Linked DNA regions of Homo sapiens: region 2 is linked to region 1. Evidence: chromatin contacts called from ENCODE Hi-C or POLR2A ChIA-PET data. All regions are on one chromosome and are shown on one strand. Each heading gives the region's core, a stretch centred on a gene start or an enhancer-like site at or near the end of the contact. The rest is flanking DNA. Distances are from core to core; before and after follow the strand shown.

What was found. Hi-C counts contacts between places; a loop is a spot of excess contacts on that map. ChIA-PET counts read pairs that join two places held with the same protein, here RNA polymerase II (POLR2A). Pooled maps may share reads with other maps.
Region 2: a map of naive thymus-derived CD4-positive, alpha-beta T cell shows a loop between it and region 1 (21-fold over the local background). The contact joins two enhancer-like sites. A Hi-C loop is called at or near these places in 1 of 168 maps with a recorded cell type or tissue (naive thymus-derived CD4-positive, alpha-beta T cell) and 9 of 50 pooled maps. POLR2A ChIA-PET finds 5 or more read pairs at or near these places in 2 of 52 experiments (OCI-LY7 and activated CD8-positive, alpha-beta memory T cell).

What each region holds. Positions count from the first base shown.
Region 1 is chr20:32,517,865-32,525,532 of GRCh38, reverse strand. It overlaps NOL4L (nucleolar protein 4 like), which reads left to right. Exons shown (of 11, transcript NM_001256798.2): 3 at 4,611-4,722. LOC101929698 (a long non-coding RNA gene) reads right to left here. Exons shown (of 3, transcript NR_110619.1): 3 at 5,248-6,134. Among named protein-coding and RNA genes, the nearest start is that of NOL4L-AS1, 39 kb to the left of the region's middle. RefSeq lists an enhancer at 1-1,002. Within about 2 kb of position 3,637, at least 5 of the 41 ENCODE cell types and tissues checked have a DNase peak (open chromatin) inside an H3K27ac peak, as active enhancers do.
Region 2 is chr20:32,335,785-32,343,452 of GRCh38, reverse strand. No RefSeq gene overlaps it. Among named protein-coding and RNA genes, the nearest start is that of ASXL1, 19 kb to the left of the region's middle. Within about 2 kb of position 4,517, at least 4 of the 41 ENCODE cell types and tissues checked have a DNase peak (open chromatin) inside an H3K27ac peak, as active enhancers do.

The DNA of each region.
Region 1 (7,668 bases), core at 2,388-4,887:
GGTTGCATGCATGAAGCAGGTGCTGTTGTTACCTCCATTTTAAGATGAGAAAACTGAGACTCAGAGAAACACATAACCTGCCTGAGGTCAGTCAGCTGACATTCAGAGCCAGGCCACCCACCCCAGAGCCTGTGCCCTGACCACCACACATCCTGCCTCTCTGCAACCCTCCTGTGGTCAGCTAGTAAGCCCTATGACTTGCTGTTGTCCAGGCGGATGGGCTGGAGCCAGCTGGATCATGTGGTTTCCCTGGCCCCTTCGGTGTCCAGCATCAAGCCTCGTCCACAGGCACTCTTTGGGCGGTTTAGGAAGGCAGGGGTCTGCGGCCTCCATGCTGTGGGGAGGGCAGGGCTGAGCTGGTTCTGCCAGCACTTGCATCCCTGGGCCAAGCGGACATCCAGCCCTTTGCTCTGCACTTCCTGGCTTCTCGTCCATATGCCTGCCGCGTGCCCCACTTCCCGCTGCCCAGCCTGGAGCTGGCACATGACTGGCACTGAGCCAGCTGAGCTGCACACAGAGCTGGAATTTCAGCAGCAGGGCCAAGGCTGAGCTGAGCAGGCCAGGGCCCTCCTGCCGTGGGTGTGAGGCCGAAGGGGCTGGCACACCTCCCTCCTCCCCTACGTGCCTCCTCTCCTTTTCCCCTTCTCCTCCCCATCTGTCACCCTTCTCATGCCACCCTTTTCCTTTTTTGGGGGCAGGGGGTGGTGCCTGGATGCCTTTGTGCCCCTCTTCATCTGCTCCCATTTTCCTCGACCCATACCTAGCTCTTCAGCCCCACTCTGCAGACACGAGGCCCCCACCCATCCATGCCTGTGGAAGGAGCCCCCAAGGAAACCCCTGCTGATGGCTGCAGAGGGGCACAGCCTGGCATCACGGGGTACGCATCAAGCTCCTGGCTGAGGACTTTTTGGATCTATCTCTGTGTTTTGCCAACGCTGAATCCTCAGACTGCCTGACAGTCTCTAGGGCACAGGGCCCCTCTGGATTTTTCCAGGCCTAGGAGGGTACTATAGGAGTTAGGACTGGCAGGGCGGTGGCAGACTTTTTCAGTGCACTAAATGAGGCGTGTTATTTGGTAGGGAAAAGAGCTTTCTGGCATCTACTGCTGTCCACCCGTGGATCAGATAGGGCAGGCAATGAGCTTTCTGAAACTGGAGGTATTCGAGCTGGAGTTAGATGGCCATGTGCAATGGATAATGCAGGGATTCCCATTTCGAGTAGGAAGTCCCTGTCTCACTTAGCTTCTCAGTGTGACCTGAGGTGCAGAGGATCTCGGAGGTCTCTCCAGCACCAGGGTTTGAGGAAGGCTCCAGCTGGTTCTACAGAGTTTCCTGAACTCACACAGAGGGCTAGTCCTTTTTCCAAGGGGCCTTCCTGCTTTTCTGATTTCTGCACCCTTCTGGGTTGGAACAAGCCCTTTTGCTTCCTTTTTCCCTCCCAGGGTGCTGGTAGGTCAGATCGGGTTCCACAGTCCGGATCTAGCTGCCCAGGCCACTTTGGAGTTGGGGCCAGATGTGGTCAGCAGCTGCTCCAGGCCCACCACGTGCTAATCCACCCTCAGGGCAGAAGGAGGATCTTGTAAAGTGGTGCAAATCCCCCCAATTGGCCTCATCTGTCTTTGTTGGCCTCTGAGTTGGGGAGTGAAATGGGGCCTTGCAAGTCAGCGACTCTGCAAATAGCTCCTGCTCTCTCTGCCAGTGAAGTCCCTGTTTTTTACCACCAGGAAAAATGTGAAAGGCAAATTCACATACGGGACTCAGTGTCCAGGCAGGAGGCCCGGGGAGCAAGGCAGCAGGCAGCCCAGGGCAGCGGAGGGCAGTTGGGCAGGGACAAGGGTCCTGGAACTTCCCCTCCTTAGACACAGCAGCTCTGTCTTTATCTGTTTCATGTTTTGGGCTTCAGTGTATGAGTCTATTTCTAGAACAGGGTCTGCAGCTTAAATCTAAAACCATCTGAAAACCACCATCCTATTAACTAGAGCATCTGCTAGGATTGTCCTCCTGGTTTCGACTCATTCTGTGGTCCTGTGGCCTTGGGCATTCGTGCACTCAATCAGAAATGGAGGTCCCATTTCTGGTCCCAGGCAAGCCAGGAAGATGAATCAGAAGATGCCTGCTGAAGGTTGCAGGGGGAGGGTTTGTCATCCTCTATACAGGTCCCTACGGCAGTGCAGAGCTGGGCTGGACTCTGCGCTTTATTGACTCCCCAGGGAGCTCTAAGCCAGGCTTGCAGACAATCCAGCCTTGTGGGGCAGGGCTTCCCTCCCTGGCCCTCAGGCAGTTCCAAGGACTTCTCACCTGTCAGCCTTCTATCCTCCCCTTCCACCCATCAATGGGACCCAGGGCCAGAAGGTGTGTGCTCAGCACTCCCCTCCCTGTGGCACGCCAGCCAGCCTTTGCACACTGCTGGGGTCCCTGCCAAGGCCAGGATAAATGTGGCCACCACTCTACCCCTGGAGAGGGAGCCATTCCTATTCCCTCAGCTGGCCAGGCAGCAAGAAGGGCCCTGCCCATCCTGTGTGCAGCCCTCAGCAGAGCAGCCAGGCCAGGAGGACCCCCTGAGCCCTTTAAAAAATATTTCTCTGCCCATTGGCAGGTGAGCAGGCAAGCTTTGGGTAGCTTAGTAGGGCTGCCCTCATGGTAGGGACCTGGCCCTCTTCTCCCAGCTGACTGTGCAACCCTCCCCCGGGCCCTCCACTGAGCTCTCCTGAGGCCTGACCTAGGGTGCCACGTCTCAGGGGAGCCGAGGGGCATCTGTCGGCCCAAGTCAGCCACAGCCCTCTGCTCTGCCTAGCACACGCCCTTCCCTCCTGCACACTTGCTCCTGCAGCTGCCACCCTTCAGCCAGACATCTCTCTCCAGACCCAGCTGGCCTGAGAGGAACGTGCCCCCAGACTTCCAGGCAGCCCTGGGCTGCTCTGCTGAGGGCTGCACACAGGATGGGCAGGGCCCTTCTTGCTGCCTGGCCTACTGAGGGCACAGGAATGGCTCCCTCTCCAGGGGTAGAGTGGTGGCCACATTTATCCTGGCCTGGGCTAGGGATGAAGCTCTCTGTGTGCATGGCAGAAAAGCCCCATCCCTCGGACCTGACACCTGACAAGGACCAGCTGCATCCCTGATGTTGCTCTCCCATCCGCTGCTCCAGTCAGAGACACTGGGGTTTGCCCTTGTCCCTGACCTCCAGAGGAAGGCAATCAGACAGGGAATTTGGAAGGGAGATAACTCATCAAGGAGCCTGCCTGCTCCACAGAGCATCAAATCAGCTGAGAAATAACAATTGTGTCACCAAAATTAACTTCGCATTTGCAGCTGGCAAGAGTGGCCCCTGGACTCTGCCAGTGGGCTGAGCTGGAAGCTGTGCCTGAGCTGGTCCTCCAAGAGCCCAGCCACAGCCTGGGACACCCCAAGCCTTCTGCATCCCCCCACAACTCCACTCCCCAGCCCCGCCCTAGCCCACCTCTACCCTCCAGCCATCACAGAGATGGAGAAGGACATTCGTGCATTTCTAAAGGAGCAAACCCCTGCAGTTGCTGTGGGAAGGCGGGGCCAAGCGCAGCGCAGAGCAGCCCCTCACCCTTGGCCAACTTTCCCAGCCCGGCTGCGGGCTGCGGCGAGGACAGCGGAACGCTTGGGTGATGCTGCCCCTTAGTGGAGAGGTGCGGGAGGACCCAGGCTCCAGGAAGCACATGGAAAACCAGTAACTGGGCAGTCTCAGCCCAGGGAACCTGGGACTGAAGGGACTCTTTGGCCCCACCAGACAGCTAAATCAGGGTCAGTGGCTTTTCCAAAACCCAGAGCAAGAGGAAAGGGCTGGACACCTAGGCCCACAGCCACTTCTTCCCCACTCCCCCACCCAGCCCTTTTTTCATGTTCCCTCCCTTCTTTGTGTCTCTCCCCCAGCCCTCTGCATCCCTGTCCTCCTCCTCAACTAGGGGAGGCCTTCTGGAGGCAACTGTGGAGTGGTGTGACCTGGAACATGGGGTTTAGTCTGGCACTGCCTTGAAAATTCCTTGTGACCTTGGGGAGTCAGCTCACCTCTCCAAGCCATAGTTGCCTGGAACATGGGGGTCCTGCAGAGCCTGTCTAGTTTGAAAAGTCTGATGCCTGGTACTAGCCCTTCACAGCTCTTCCTAAGAAGGTTCTTGACCTGTCAGTGATCACAGGAGATGGCTTGTAGGACCTTTGGTTCTGTGTATGGGCCTGGGGCAGTGAATTTATCTGTGGGTCTCAGTCTATCCATCTCTAAGAGGGGAACTGCTCACCCTACGCTAGAGCAATGTTTGTAAGCCCATTTTTTTGTAGCAGCAATAAAATGTTCTGAGGAATGTTACTTATTAGAATATAGGTTAAAGACTAGATAATGTTTAAAGGGTTTGCTTTTTCAATTTTTAACCTCCTTTATTGCGATTTTTAAAACAAATGGTTTTCCACAAAAGTACTGTCTCATTGCCACAGCTGAGAATCCAGGACACCTGTCCCTTGCTCCTCAAATCCCTGACTTTCCTTGCAAGAGCCGAAGCACCTGCCACCAAAGCTCAGACCTTGGTGACCCCATGGCCAAGTTGCCTCCCCACAGATCCATATAACAAGCGAAGCTCTTCTCTCCTCCAGATCGCAGAGACCTATGCCTTCCTCCCGAGAGAGGCCGTGACCCGGTTCCTGATGAGCTGTACGGAGTGTCAGAAGAGGATGCACTTTAACTCCAATGGCCTGGAACCCAAAGGTAGCAGGGGTGGCGTGCTGGAGGGCTAGGGCGGGGGCCATCTAAGAGTGGACTGTCCCTGAAGACGCCAGCTTTTGCTGGCACAGAAAAGTGTCCAGCAGCTGTTGTTGCTAGTCCCAGAGGCCAGTATGGGTCCGTGGTGCTGCCCAAAGCGCCTTGTTTTGTTTCGTTTAACTTTTTTTAAATCTCAAATTTCACTTAAAAACCAACCATACAAAACAAAAAAGTGAACAACATGTTTCCCCTGCCTTGCAAGGCCCCGGCCAGCCCCTTTCCTCCCAGCCGGATTCCAGTTGGGAATGGCCAGCCTGCCCCGTTCTCAAAGTTCCATCCATGCCTCCCACTGCTTCTCCATGCACGAGGGTCTGGCCTGTACCCTCCCTGAGACGTGTGCATGCATCCTCCCACCCACATACCTGTTAATGATACATCTTCCCTGGTGCTTGTTTCCACCCTGTGCACACCCATGTGGCCTCTGATAAGTAAACCCACGGAGTACTGATGATAATTTTTTTTTTTTTTTTTGAGACAAAGTCTCGCTCTGTCGCCCAGGCTGGAGTGCAGTGGTGCGATCTCGGCTCACTGCAAGCTCCGCCTCCCGGGTTCATGCCATTCTTCTGCCTCAGCCTCCCGGGTAGCTGGGACTTCAGGTGCCCACCGCCACGCCTGGCTAATTTTTTTTGTATTTTTAGTAGAGATGGGGTTTCACCATGTTAGCCAGGATGGTCTCGATCTCCTGACCTCATGATCTACCCGCCTTGGCCTCCCAAAGTGCTGGGATTACAGGTGTGTAATCTGCACCCGGCCGACTGATGAGAATTTAAAATGACCAGGGCAGGCTGGGCACAGTGGCTCATGCCTGTAATCTCAGCAGTTTGGGAGGCTGAGGTGGGAGGATTGCTTGAGCCCGGGAGGTGGAAGCTGCAGTGAGCCATGATCATGCCACTGCACTCCAGCCTGGGTGACAGAGTTAGACCCCATCTCAAAAAACAATAAAATAAAATGCCCAGAGCACTTGTGACCACCAAAGGTGATCCCTTGGACTGACGTCCATGCCCTCCAGCTCTGTCCTGCCCAGTGAGACCAGCAAGGACCTCACTTCAGCACCCCCGCACCCCCTCAAACTGAACATCCCAGAGGCCTCCAGGAAATCTGGGGGCCCATCTGTTTGCAGGTGGCTTTGGCACATTGAGACGGCCCAGCACATTTGGCTGGTACAATTATAATGCTGCCCTGAGAAATGGTGCCCAGGTGGGCGATTTATCAGGGTTTCCAGGACTGCCTGGTGCATCATGCCAGCTCCCGGGCATCGGGCCTGTGGAAGTTGCTGAAGTCAGGCCCGAGGATGGAAACAGACTCGAATGAAGGGCGCGCCGTTTATCCGGGTGGCACTCAAGTAGCATCCATTGAATCTGGGGAAGGAAAAATCCACAGCAAAGCCTGAGCAGACAACAAAGGATTGGGAGCATGGGCGTCAAGCGGGGCTTTCTGCTTGTGTTCATTGTCCCTGACACACGTGAACGGCTTCTGACAGCAGCTGACTCACCAAATCCAGAGGCTTCCATGCCCTTGGGAGCCATCAGGCCACGGCTGTTTCATTGGGCACATGGGCCAACTTCAAAGCACGAGGGGCAGGAATGGATCTAGTTAATCCCTCATAAATGCTGGTTCCCATGTTAAGAACAGGGCTCCAGGGCTGCACTACCATTCAGCTGCTGTGTGTCCTGGGCAAGGGACTTCATCTTTCTGAGCCTCAGTTCCCTCATCTGTGAAATGGGGTTAATCAGAAGGCTGACAAGATATGGGTTAGTCCCTGTACCTGGCATTGGTGCAGGAAGAGAGAGCTGTGGCTGTTGCGGTTCCTGTTATAATGCTGGACACTCCCTCGATGCATGCCTGAGCCAGTGATCCTGAATGCTGCCACCCACGTGGGCTGCCCCTGGCCAGGCAGCAGCTGCAACCCCTGGGCCAAGACAGCATTTGGTACCTGCAGATGGGCTGGAGGGCTTTCCCTGCCCCACTCTCCACCCTGCCAGGGTTTAGGCCGCAGGGGCCAGGGGTGTGTGTCCTAGTGGTGACTGCCTGGTTCCTGCCCACCCATCCGCCTGTCCCCTCCCGTTCCTTTCCTCATTGTTTCCATAGCAACTGGCGGAGTCAGACACAGAATTGCTTGCCTGGAGGAACAGAGGCGAAGCCAAGAGGGGCTCCATTTGTGGGCTGCTCTGGGGTGTCTGAGGCGCCATCCGCTCCCCTCTCCTGCCACACATCCCACGGCAGTATGGAGGGCATTCCTCAGCTCCCTCCGCACTCCTCACTGATGGCTGCGAGGTCTCCCCATGCTGCAGGCTGCACTCCTCATCTGTGGGCTTCTGTGTGGCCAGGAGGGCAACGCGGAGCACAGCAGTGGCCTGCTTCCTCTCCTCGCTGGCTGCCACCACCACACCCCACCCCCAGGGAGGAGAAAGAGGCCAGGGAGCGAGGGAGCACACAGGCCAGGAGCCATCTAGAATATAAACCAGCGCTGAAGCCCATCTTTCCTGGGGCTTTCTTCAGGCTGGACAGAAGACTAGCACCATGCCCATTCTCACCCATCCTCCCCCATCCTCAGACACAATGCCATCTCTGTCCCAGGTAGCGGAGCTTCTCCTCGCAGGGAGAGGAGAAGACGCTGAGGGAGCAGGAGCCCGGGGAAGTGGCTCATGGAAGGGCATGGACTTGGAGTCAGGCAGGTCTGGTGTGCAGCCCTGTTCCCCACTGTGTGTCCCTCGGCAGGACAGGGAACCTCTCTGAGCAGTTCCTGATCATGACAGTTACAAAGATCCTATGAGGTGTTAGTCCTGGCTTACAGGTAAGGAAACTGAGGCACAGAGAGGTGTTGAGGTGAAATCATACATCCAAGCTCTCCCAGGAGATAGAAGTGCAGGCAGGAAACCATATTTTCTCATC
Region 2 (7,668 bases), core at 3,268-5,767, 180 kb after region 1:
TTGAAACCAGCCTGGGCAACATAGTGAGACCCCCATCTCTACAAAAAATACAAAAATTAGTCGGAGGTAGTGGCACAAGCCTGTAGTCCTAGCTACTCAGGAGGCTGAGCTGGGAGGATTGCTTGAGCCCAGGAGTTTCAGAATTCTGCTACTGCACTCTCCCCTGGGCATCAGAGTGAGACCCTGTCTTTTTTTTAAAAAAAAAAAAAAAAAAGAAAGAAAGAAAGAAAGAAAAAAATGGAAATCTGACATATGGCACTTGATATTGACATTGCAGCTCAAGTAGAGGAGATGAGTGATATTCAGTAACGGTGCTGGGACATTGCGTTTTCCACATGAAAAAATATAGGAGAATGGCTTGAGCCCAGGAGCTCAAGACCAGTCTGGGCAACACAGGGAGACCCCCATCTCTACCAAAAAATTAAAAACTTAGCTGGGTGTGGTGGTGCACACCTGTGGTCCCAGCTACTGGGGAGGCTGAGGTGGGAGGATCACTTGAGCCTGGGTGACAGAGTGAGACCCTGTCTCAAGAAAAAAAAAAAAAAAAGAGAAGAAAAAATATATAAATAAAATGTATATACCATCTAGATTTGTGTAAGTACACTCTATCATGCTCACGCAATGACAAAATTGCCTAAATAATGCATTTATCAGAAAGTATCCCGACATTAAGGGATGCATGACTATACTTGCTATGACTCATTTTTGACAGTTGAGGAATCTGAAACCCCAAGGAGGTCTAGAAACATTGCCAGAATTGCAAAGCTAGTAAATCGTGAGTTCAGAATTCCCAATCCAGCCCTCTGGGTCTGGCACCCACACTCTTCACTACAGCTCACACTGCCTCAGTAACGCATCGTCAGAGCTGTCCTGCTCTGGGATGGCAAACCAGGAGTCAGGGCAGCAGTGAAGGGCACAGCCACTTTGTTTGGCCTGCTAGACAAGCTCTCATGTTTTCACATCACCTTTTGAAACCTCACAGTTACCCTGTGAAGTTACAGATGAGCAAATAGCAATACAGATAAGACCCAAAAAGAGCCAGGAGCAGACGAGACACAGCGGATTAGAGGTTGCCTAGGGCCACAGAGTTCAAAGAAAATGGGGAGTGACTGGTAATGCATACTTGGGGTGATGAAAATGTTTTTTTGTTTTGTTTTGGGGATGGAGTCCTCCTCTGTTGCCCAGGCTGGAGTATGGTGGCACAATCTTGGCTCACTGCAACCCCCGCCTCCCAGGTTCAAGCGATTCTCATGACTCAGCCTCCCGAGTAGCTGAGATTACAGGTGTGCACCACCATGCCCAACTAATTTTTTGTATTTTTAGTAGAGACAGGGTTTCACCATGTTGGTCAGGCTGGTCTTGAACTCCTAAACTTGAATGATCCACCAGCCTCGGCCTTCCAAAGTGCTAGGATTACAGGAGTGAGCCACTGGGCCCGGCCTGAAAATGTTTTAAAATTAATGATAGTGGCTGAGTGCTATGGCTCACGCCTGTAATCCAGCACTTTGGGAGGGCAAGGCAGGCGGATCACCCGAGGTCAAGAGTTGGAGACCAGCCTGGCCAACATGGTGAAACCCTGCCTCTACCAAAAATACAAAAATTAGCTGGGCGTGGTGGCAGGCACCTGTAATCCCAGCTACTCTGGAGGCTGAGGCCAGAGAATCGCTTGAACCTGGGAGGCGGAGGTTGCAGTGAGCCGAGATCATGTCACTGCACTCCAGTCTGGGTGACAGAGTGAGACTCCATCTCAAAAAATAAAAATAAAAAATCAACTAAAATTAATGATGGTGATGGTTGCACAACTGCGAATACACTAAAAAAGCATTGGATTGTATACTAAATGGGTGAATTGTATGTTAAGTGAATTACAGCCACACACCACATAAGGACATTTTGGTTAATGACAGACTGCATATACCATGGTGGTCCCATAAGATTATAATAACATATTTTTACTGTACCTTTTCTGTTTAGAAATGTTTAGCCACACAAACACTTACCATTGTGTTACAATTGCCTACAGTATTCAGTGCAGTAACATGCTTTACAGCTTTGTAGCCTAGGAGCAATAGGCTATACTATATAGCCTAATTGTGTGGTAGGCTATACCAGTAAGCTTGTGCACATACACTTCATAGTGATCACACAGTGATGAAATCACCTAATGATGCATTTCTCAGATGGTCTCCCCATTGTTAAGCAATGCATGACTGTAAATCTCAATAAAGTTGTGTGGGTTTTGTTGTATTTTTGTTTTTTAAAAAGGGAAAAAACAGGCTGGGCGTGGTGGCTCATGCCTGTAATCCTAGCACTTTGGGAGGCTGAGGTGGGTGGATCACAAGGTCAGGAGTTCAAGACCAGCTTGACCAACATGGTGAAACCCCGTCTCTACTAAAAATACAAAAATTAGCCGGGCGTGGTGGCGCATGCCTGTAATTCTAGCTACTCAGGAGGTTGAGGCAGGAGAATCGCTTGAACTCAGGAGGCAGAGGTTGCAGTGAGCCAAGATTATGCCACTGCACTCCAGCCTGGGCGACAAGTGGCATAGGTTGAATTTCAATAAGTTTCAGATCAAAAACCTTGGAACTATTGTTGCTTCTTTTTATCTCCCCTCTCATCTCTGATTATCAGCAGACAAAATAAATCTAAGGCACGTTCCTACTTCTCTGTCCCCACTGCCTGGTCCAAGCTGCCCTCTCTCATCTGCATTACCTTTGCCGGCCCACTGCACCTTCCTCACCCCATCCCCGTGTCCCCAAACCCCCTGCCACTCCAAGCAGTCTCCTCACTTCCCCTTCTGCTACCTACAGTTTGTCTCCACCAAGCAGCCAGAGGGATCCTTTGAGAGCATTCCTGTCAGATCATTTCCCTCTTTTGCTCAGAAGTGTCCAATGGCTCAAAAATAAAATTCACTTACGACTTGCCTCTGCCCACCTTCCTAACCTACTGCCCACTAAGCACACTTGTCCCCTTCCTGTCTCTAAATGCACTCCCACCTCCTTTGCACTCTTTTTTTTTTTTTTTTGAGACTGAGTCTTACTCTGTTGCCCAGGCTGGAGTGCAATGGCGCAATCTCAGCTCACTGCAACCTCCACCTCCTAGGTTCAAATAATTCTCCTGCCTCAGCCTCCTGAGTAGCTGCGATTACAGGCGCATGTCACCATGCCTGGCTAATTGTTGTATTTTTAGTAGAGACAGGATTTCACCATGTTGGCCAGGCTGGTCTCGAACTCCTGACCTCAGGTGATCTGCCTGCCTCAGCCTCTCAAAGTGCTGGGATTTCAGGTGTGAACCACCATGCCCAGCCACACTCTGACTCTTATTTCCTAGAATATTCTGCCTCCAGGTACCAGACACACAGCTTGCTCCCTAATTTCACTCAGGGCTCTGCTCAAATGTACATCTCATCACTCCAGAGATGCTTTCCCTGCCCTCCCAATCCAGCTCAGCCACACCCCAGCTCTTTACTTTCTGACCTGCCTGGTTTTACTTCAGAGCACTCTGACCACCATTAGACACAGCCTGTTTGTCCTTTGACAACCATCTGCCTCCACTATTAGGATGTGACATTCCCTAGGACAGGAGCTGCCTTCTGTATCCCTAGGATCTAGAAGAATGCCCAGTACTTAGTAGATGCTCAAAGAATGAATAAATGAATCTGATGCCAAAGTCCTGGCTCCTCACTGTCCCTGGAATAATCTAGCAGAGGGTGATCACTGCATTAACAAAGCCCCTTATGGAAATCTGTGACGCCTCCTTTGTGCTGTATCTGTGCCACTGCTCACCTTAAATTTACTTATTTGTGAATGGCCAGAATTTCCTCCAGACTGAGAGTTCTGGAAGGGCAGGGTTCATGGCTGCTGTAGCCCATGACATAGAGTCTTGAACAGCATAGGTTATTTAATCTTTTGTTGACTGAACAGAAAAACAAATCCCCAAACCAATGGCAGAAGTTTAATTTCTCTGCTGCCAAATGCAGAATAGGGGCCACCTTCCAGCCCACTGCCCTGAAAAAAGACTAGGCCCCATTCCTAGGGAACTAAGACCTTGGAGTCAAGCTCAAGTGCTCCTTAGAATTCCTTGGGTAGTGAGCTGTGCCAGGGAAAGCTCCTGGCAGAATGCAATTTGCCAACTAAGCCCAGAAAGCTGTGTGAACAGCAGGCAAACTTAAAGCAGGCACTTAGTGAAATTGCTTTCTGTTATCTCAAAAAGAAATAATAGCATGCCAGGCTGGCTTAAGGGGAAAATACTCGAGTGTAAATAGGCTGCGCTTCACTCCCCTGGTCTCCAAAACACACAAAAGCCTCCAAGGGCTCTCCCTCTAACTTGAGCCATGGAGTCGAGACCCTCCCAGCCCCGTTCTCCATCCCCATTCCATCACTCCAGGCCCATCAGATTCCGCAGTCACCAGGAACTCTCCTTGCATTTATTCATGTTGTCCCCTTTGTCTGGCATGCTTGTCCTTCCTTCCTCTGTCACCCAGGCTGGAGTGCAGTGATGCAATCGTAACTCACTGCACCCTTGACCTCCTAGGCTCAAGTGAGCCTCCAACCTCAACCTTCTGAGTAGCTGGGACTACAGGTTCATGTCACTATGCCTGACGAATTAAAGAATTTTTTTTGTGGCTGGACGCGGTGGCTCACACCTGTAATTTGGGAGGCTGAGGCAGGCAGATCATGAGGTCAGGAGATCGAGACCATCCTGGTTAACACGGGTGAAACCCCATCTCTACTAAAAATATAAAAAATTAGCTGGGCATGGTGGCACCAGCCTATAGTCCCAGCTACTCGGGAGGCTGAGGCAGGACAATTGCTTGAACCTGGGAGGCGGAGATGGGGAAAACCACAACGAAGGGCTGGGGAAGGCTTCTCTGAGGAGGTGACATTCAACTGGTTCCTGATGGATGAGAAGGAGTTAGCCGAGCAAAGAATGAGGAGAAAATGTTTCAGGCAGAAGGCATATGGCATGTGTGAAGGTGTGAAGGTGCCAGGCAGGAAAGCACATGGCATAACCCAGGAACCAAATGGAGGCCTGTGTAGCTCCGGCCTCAGAGGACTAGGAGGGCTGTGTGAGGAGAGGAGCCAGGCCTCCTATGCAGCAAGTGCTCTGAATTGCCATCCTTGTGTTTCTGTCTCCCCTCTCCTCAGAAGGGCCATGGTACATCTACTCCCCTCCCTATCTCCAGTGCAGGGCAAGGCCTGGTGCATAGAGGGCACTCAACAAGTGCCTGTGGGCTACACCGTCCCCAGAGATGCGGTGAGCCATCGCTCCCTCTGCCCATTCCTCCAGCCCAACAGCAAGTCCCCAGTTGGCACGCCTAACTGAAGCACCCAGGGACCGGTTAACCACAAGACTAGTGAAAGAAATGGAGGTTGAAACAGGAGCAGCTGCAAGAGCTAGTTACGTCCTTGACAAATGCCACCAACGACCCAGTTGGCAGATGTGACCACCACATGGTCCTTGGAGACCAGAATCTCAGGGTAAGCTTCAATCAGATGGTAACTCTAATATAAGAGGGCCTGCCAAAATCACAGCCCCCAAGACTTAAATTATCAGTCTGAAGTTCAAAATACAGTTTCCAAAATTCAGTAGTTTGTTGATTAAAATTTTAAAAATCCAAAAGATAAAAACAAAGCTGAGTTGGTAGGAATTTCCAAGTTGCCAGGTGCCCCGTCTGTCCTGTATTTCCCCTGATGAATTAGCCTCTGGCCCAACCAAGAATTCTGTCATTTTCTTTTCTTTTTTTTTTTTTAAGATGGATGGATGGAGTTTCACTCTTGTTGCCCAGGCTGGAGTGCAATGGAGCGATCTCGGCTCACCACAACCTCTGCCTCCTGAGTTCAAGCGATTCTCCTCCCTCAGCCTCCTGAGTAGCTGGGATTACAGGGATGTTCCACCACGCCTGGCTAATTTTGTATTTTCAGTAGAGACGGGGATTCTCCATGTTGGTCAGGCTGGTCTCAAACTCCTGACCTCAGGTGATCTGCCCACCTCAGCCTCCCAAAGTGCTGGGATTACAGGCGTGAGCCACCGTGCCCAGCAAATTCTGTCATTTTCAAGAACACACTCACAGTTCTTCAAATCCTACTTTGAATTCTTGCTTTCTGGGTAATGGATTCTGAACTATTCTAAACTAGTAATTACTGAGGCTAAGCCAAGCTGTTTCTTAACTCTTTTTGGAAGGGTGGGGAGTAAACAGACATTACACATAGTTTGAAAGCGTCTTATGAAGAAACACAATTATGAAACGTTTGCCCGAGTCGCACAGGCCACTGTCCCCTTTGTGCTCTTTACATTTTTTGTTGCTATCTTTAAAGTCCTAGACTGTAATCTTTTCTACAGTTCTCCATGCTACCCTCTAGTGAGGGTAAAAAGGGACTGCAGATACCTTCTTGTGAAATTTGAGTTTGTTCTGCAAAACCCTCGCAAACACTGTTCCCCCATCCCTTCACAAATGCCCTTCCCTCCTCCTTGCCCAGCTAACTCCTGTCCTCTAGATCTCACTGTAACTGTCATTTCTTCAAAGAGCCCTTTCCTACTTTACCCACCCCATCTAAATTAGGTCTCCACTCTCCTTTTATAATATTCTATTATATTGGCCACACAGGGTGGCTCACACATATAATTCCAGCACTTTGGGAAGCTGAGGCAGGAGCATCACTTGAGCCCATAAGTTCAAGACCATCCTGGGCAAAATGACAAAATCCTATCTCTATAAAAAATTTTAAAAAATTAGTCAGCCATGGTGGTTCGCACCTTGGTCCGTTACTTGGGGGACTGAGGCAGGAGGATCGTTTGAGCCCAGGAGGTCGAGGCTACAGTGAGCTATGATCACGCCACTCACTGTACTTCAGCCTGGGTGACAGAGCGAGAGCTCGTCTCAAAACAAAAATAAAAACAAAAACCTATTATAACTTCATGACATTTGACACAATTCATAATCATATATTTGTGTGCATTTGGTTAATTTAACATTTACCCATCCTCCATCCCCATTAAAGTGCAAGTTCCATGTAGGCAGGTTCCTGGTGTTACGTCTATATATCTAGTGCCTAGAACAGCTTGACACATAGTAGGTACTCAATACACATTACTAAACAGTTAACAGCTTTTCTTTAGGATTTTCTAAAGATGGTATGTCCAATACTGACTTCTAGTTTCTCGGGACACAAAGTGTTCATGGTGTCTTCTAAACACAGTGCCTTATCACAGCAATAACCACATTTTTTTCACGTTTGCTCTATCCCATACTGTACTTGCTGCTTTAAATGTATCGCTGATCCTCAAAATGGCCCTTCAAAGTGGGGATAATCACTCCACTTTACAGACAAAGGCCCCAAAGTTCAGAGAGGTCAATTAAATTCCTCCTAGTCATATGGCTAGTAAGTGGTGGCAATACTAGAATTCAAACCCAGCTTGGAATCCAGGGTCTGTGCTCCTTCCACCCAGTCCCACTTCTCAACTAAGGGGCACAACCCCCCAGGGTCACTCCAGCAGGCCTACGAGCATGGAAATCCAAAAGACAATGTGTGGCCCATTTTTTGTATCTTCTTTTCCTGATGGTAAACAACATAAAATACTTTAGTGTTAAAAAAGGCACAGATCAGCCTGGGCAACATAGAGAGACCCCATTTCTACAAAAAATAAAAAATTAGCCAGGTATAGTGG